2 separate regions of the Homo sapiens genome follow, and region 1 is linked to region 2. Evidence: chromatin contacts called from ENCODE Hi-C or POLR2A ChIA-PET data. All regions are on one chromosome and are shown on one strand. Each heading gives the region's core, a stretch centred on a gene start or an enhancer-like site at or near the end of the contact. The rest is flanking DNA. Distances are from core to core; before and after follow the strand shown.

Region 1 (2,700 bases), core at 85-2,584, 220 kb after region 2:
CCCAGCTAATTTTTTGTATTTTCAGTAGGGATGGGGTTTCACCATGTTAGCCAAGATGGTCTCGATCTCCTGATCTTGTGATCGATCCGCCTGCCTCGGCCTCTCAAAGTGCTGGGATTACAGGTGTGAGCCACCGCGCCCGGTTTTTTTTTTTTTTTTTTTTTTAACAGCAACTGCACAGTAATGAAGAATACCATGACTGCTGGTACAGCTTGGCATTACCGTCCTGCTTCCTGCTAAGGTGCCAGCAGTTTTACCCACCAATGCTTTGCACCATTAATACAAATGGTCACCGTAGTAAAAAGGGGAAACAATGCCTCAGTATTGTTATGGAACTGGTTTTTATCTCTTGGAGCTTCTGAGAGGGCCTTGGGGCCCCGCAGGGGGTCCCTGGATCACACATTGAAGACCACTACTGTAGAGGATAGTATCTATAAATCCAAACGCTCTCTAATCTGCTAAATGCTTATGTCCTTGTGGGGTTCACGTAAAGAAGATTTAAAAGGTTTATTTCTGTCTCCACTCTCCTGCCCTTCCTGCTTAAAAAAAAAAATTCCATTGTGGTAGTTCAACATAAACTGTGTGTATAGAACAAAGAAATTACAGTACTGTTGATTTCATCAGCATTTTCTCCTAACAAAGAAAACTAGCTATTCTAACATGCTATTGAGAAAACTATTGAACTACCATGAGTTATAGGAAATATGACATGCTCAGTGCCCCCTCCATCTCACCTAAGTCCCAACTCTTTCCCAAACCTTTCACTTTGGGGGTATTTTGGATGAGCTCTTAGTAGTGTCCTCAGAAATAATTGGTTGTCCTAATTCAGCCCCATGCAAATTAATGCTCCCCTAAAGAGGCCTTATTATAATTTTCAACCCTTGATGTCTACATAATCCCCTATAGTTCTTTAACTTCTTGCTTTCTAACTTCTGTTTACCGATGCACTACTTTTGTCAGCTCAGTATAGCATCAATTAGTAACACAGTTGTGTTTATTAGGTCTCCCTAGAGCCTTGAGAAAGCTGCTTTGTATTTATTAATGACTACACAGAGCACTACTATTTTTCAATAGCACTTAAAAATGAGTAAATTACTGAAGATGAACTATAAAAGAACTTTAAATTTCAAAGGCAAGCAAAAAAAAAAGCACATTATTTAAAACCACTCATAATACTTGCATGGTTAATTTTATTTTCAATGTAATATCAAGAGAGAGGGAAGAAAGTCAAACCCAGACTCTTCTTCCTGTTCTACTTTTGGCATTTTGGAGTACACATGATTTGAGTTAGAGAACTGAAGCATAGATCTGGTGATTAATTAAGAGCTGGTTTAACAGGTCTAAATTTCATTATGTCACACACCTGTTAAGTAATGCACACCTGATTCAGCAGACATCCACCCACAAGGTTAATCTCAAAAAATTAAGCAATCAACAGGAAAGAAAAAAGAGGCATACTGCACTAACTTAGGTCCAGTTTTATGTTCTCAAGCATAATTCCAATCCACCAATTTGAAATGTATCCACTTTGTTTTCTCTTATTTTGTGAATAATTCCCTGTACTACATTAGGTGAAGTTAGAGTTGCCCACACTGGTATAGAATTCACTACTCAAGGAAACCAGAGAGACCAATCGCTCCTGTGATGAATCTTTCCGAACCAAACTTAAAGTGATGCCAGCAATTATGGCGTTCATTTGCCCTGCTTTTATATTCCTGGTCATTTATGAAATGAAGACGCTGATCTGCAAAAATCACTATGCATTCATGAAAGGAGCTCTGGGAGCTCCCCCTGAGGATCTGGCTATGAGGCAGAAACATACCTCAGTGCACTTCCTTTGTCTTGTGCTCCCTCTTTGATGTGCAAGTCACTGGTGGAGTAAGCTGTGATCGCTTTGATGTTGAACTTCTAGACTTTATTGTTACTAGCATGCCTACAAAGAGAGCTGTCAGTCATTTCTTACATCTGAACAACCATGTTTCTTTACAGCGCCTCTTTTACAAGCATCAATCCTTAAATACATGTTTTCACATTCCTGCTGATTACCACACTATCTTTGTTGGGGGAGGGCTGTGCTCAAATATAACTACAGCACCCACATTTTCTGTAAACACCCTGAGGCATCTTCAGATGGCTGGTAACCAACCTTCTTCAACAAGAGAAGCCCCAGTGCAAAACATATTTCTAGCAAACGAAAACATTCTGAAAACACTCGATCCATCTTAACAGTCGAAATGAGCAGTTTAGCCAATATTTCCCCTAAGCAGCCACTGAAATTGCATAGAAACTTCCAGGCCACTTCAAAAGGGATTCTGAACGTAACAGCAGCAGGGGGCTTAGAAAGACTGCCAAAACCCTGAGACATCTTAACTCATCTTAAACAACTTTGTTTCTCTGCAATAGTGGAAACAAAATGCTTCTGTTTTACGAGATTTTGCTTGTGGTAGAAACATTGCTTTTGAAATGGATTTCTATCAAACCAATTGTTTTGTTAAACAATATCATTTTCAAAAGTTGCTTGATGTTACGGATGCAACTTAAGAGGAGGAGGATTTTTCATAATCTTGTGTCTAGGGCAAACGTGGCTGTGAATGCAATGGAGGTACAATTTCTTAGATATATACAAAATAGGCGGTATGCAAATCTTTAAAGATCTCTGTTGAAAAAGATATGGCTCTAATTTCATTTACCAGCTCCCAT
Region 2 (2,700 bases), core at 148-2,647:
ATGTAAATCAATTATAAGGTGTTAATACAATAAGAAACTTACCCACATGAAAAGCGTGTCAGCTATTAATTAAACTTATTAGCGTTTATATGCCCCGAAAAAGTAGTTTGTATAATATAAGCTAAGCCTCAGGTTAATGGTTAATTTTGAATTTTATTCTTCATCTAACCTTTGAGCCAATGGCTCTTCTTTCTGAGTTTTTAATCATGATTTGTAGAGGTTCCAGCAAAGCCAAAAATTCTCCCCTTGTTAGCAAAAGGTCCATACAGCATTCTACACAAATGTTATTAAATGACTACCGAGTATCTTTGAATATTTTGAGAGGCAGTTGTTCAATCTCAAGGATGATAGAAATATAGTCTAAAAATAACACACAGTGGGAGAAATGTTATATCCTGACATTGTAGAATTGCAAGACAGGCAGAATAATGTAAGATGTGTTTCCTTCCATCACTGATATACCAGTGGTAATATCTGAGAATTCCAATAGTGTTTTTATGTCTACATTCAAAGGTGACCTTGGCAATTTCCAAAGCCCGGCCCAAACTCTCCACAGACTGTCCACAATTCCTATCACAAGGGCAAATTCTACTGTAACATATGGCAGATACTGCCACCGGTACTGCCAGAAGTCAAAACAGATTTTTTTTTAAGCATAGTTCAGTTAATGTCACTTCAAGCTTTATGGATTTTGGACGGGTATTCAACTGTGATAGCTAATGGAAGAGCTGGCACAGGGTCAAAGCTTCAGCAGTTAAAGCACCTTCCATTGGGCCCAATTACATAGATTACAACAGTGACTGACAGCTCAAAAAGGTCTGTTTCAAGTCCCTAATACCTAGTAATAGATACCAGTAAAGCCACTCGAATCACAACTAAATAGATTCTTGATGAAAATAAGACAAACTGATCTGAAGTGTTGATGGTCAGAAGAAACCTAGGAGAGGCTGACTCATCCCTGCCTCCAAAGGTCCACAGACTCGGTTTTCAGGAGCGCTATTTTTATCAACCAGGATCATGAAATGTTGTCGACATTTTATCATTCTTAATGACGTCTTTTCTGCAGTACAGTCTACTTAGGAAACTCAGACAAGTCCGCTAAAATAAACTGAGCACAGCTTGGGCTAAGCTGAAGAACTAAAGGAAGAAAGAGACTTAACAACAAATCTTACAGCAGCCCTGAGCTATCAAATTCCAGGCTTTGGAGATGCCCAGTGTCCGAAGCACCCTCACTCTTGTGTTCTCTGGGAAAAGGATGACAACTGAACTGTGACATTAGCTCTGGTGACAGGCTTACAGCTCAGACTGTTCATAATTCAGGAACAGTGGCATCAGAGAAAACAGACTCGGAATAAAAAATCAAGACCAATGGTTTCCCTCATCTACAGCGCAGACTTTACCCATGTATATCAGCAGAGGGCAGTGTCGGACTGTTCAAATGCTGCAGACCCACACTAAGAAAAGGGTCCAAATGTGTTGCAGTACAACATACATTAATGTGTGTGCATCTATTGCATTTATATAAAACTTGATGTTGGCCAGGCGCGGTGGCTCACGCCTGTAATCCTAGCACTTTGGGAGGCCAAGGTGGGCAGATCACCTGAGGTCGGGAGTTTGAGACCAGCCTGACCAACATGGAGAAATCCCGTCTCTACTAAAAATACAAAATTAGCTGGGCGTAGTGGCGCATGCCTGTAATCCCAGCTACTCGGGATGCTGAGGCAGGAGAATCTCTTGAACCCGGGAGGCAGAGGTTGCAGTGAACTGAGATCGCGCCATTGCACTCCAGCCTGGGCAACAAGAGCGAAATCCATCTCAAAAAACAAAACAAAACAAAACAAAAAACTTGATATTTTAAGTATGCACAAAGTTCAGGAGGTTTCCAATCTACAGTTTTTACTTAATTTAACCTAAAATTCCAGGTTCAAAAGAACTTTACAAAAGAAAAACATAAAAGATAACGTGCATTGAGACTTCACAGTTACTTTCTCACAGGTACGATTCAGGTACGATTCTTCATCCAGAATTACCCCTTATATGCACTATGATGTTCTGATTCTGCCTGAATTTGAAACAAATGGTACTGACAGAGAGAGTATGGGAGGAAGAAACACCCACGAAAGGATGGGCAGAATTTGCAAGCTTCACTTAACAAAAGCTATGAGTTTTTTTTTCTTGCCTTAATATCACAACATATCTTTTTAAAGGAGGAAGTGTAATCAAGGAAGTAGTTTTCCCAAATGGTATTCCAATTGCCCAGGTGCTGAGTAGTAGCAGCTGGTAACTGACTTCTCAGCATCATGAAATTTCTTTACAGTCTTAAAACAAGTAATTGAAATATTTTTGGTACAAATCCTGAGACATATAACTTCAGTTCATTTTTAAAAAATGGTTCCAAATGAGAATTCAACAAAACTGAAAATCACCAAATTACACTCAGAAAGCTGTAATTCACAAAATTAATAGCAGATTTGACAGAGATGACATCTCACATGCATTTACCTTCATGGAAGCTTTTAGCTCAGAAGCGTCATACTGAGCAGGTGTCTTCAATAGGCCCAAAATCACCGTCTCCAGGTGGCCAGATAAGGCTGACTTCAGTGCTGATGCAAGTTCCTTCAAGATAACAGGCAATCATAAGGAAAATATTTATTTTACTTTAAAACTAGTGAGTAAAACAAAAGTAAGAGGGATCTTTTT

The links. Hi-C counts contacts between places; a loop is a spot of excess contacts on that map. ChIA-PET counts read pairs that join two places held with the same protein, here RNA polymerase II (POLR2A). Pooled maps may share reads with other maps.
Region 1: a loop to region 2 is called in a map of naive thymus-derived CD4-positive, alpha-beta T cell, with 6 times the contacts of the local background. The contact joins two enhancer-like sites. A Hi-C loop is called at or near these places in 1 of 168 maps with a recorded cell type or tissue (naive thymus-derived CD4-positive, alpha-beta T cell), 7 of 37 single-sample maps with no recorded cell type and 17 of 50 pooled maps. POLR2A ChIA-PET finds 5 or more read pairs at or near these places in 3 of 52 experiments (MCF 10A, T-cell and naive thymus-derived CD8-positive, alpha-beta T cell).

What each region holds. Positions count from the first base shown.
Region 1 is chr15:60,578,922-60,581,621 of GRCh38, forward strand. All of the region lies in intron 2 of RORA (RAR related orphan receptor A), which reads right to left. The region is part of intron 3 of RORA-AS1 (RORA antisense RNA 1); the gene reads left to right. Among named protein-coding and RNA genes, the nearest start is that of RORA-AS1, 100 kb to the left of the region's middle. RefSeq lists an enhancer at 1,633-2,459. Within about 2 kb of position 1,335, at least 4 of the 41 ENCODE cell types and tissues checked have a DNase peak (open chromatin) inside an H3K27ac peak, as active enhancers do.
Region 2 is chr15:60,358,439-60,361,138 of GRCh38, forward strand. It overlaps ANXA2 (annexin A2), which reads right to left. Exons shown (of 13, transcript NM_004039.3): 5 at 2,503-2,616. Among named protein-coding and RNA genes, the nearest start is that of ANXA2, 38 kb to the right of the region's middle. Within about 2 kb of position 1,398, at least 8 of the 41 ENCODE cell types and tissues checked have a DNase peak (open chromatin) inside an H3K27ac peak, as active enhancers do.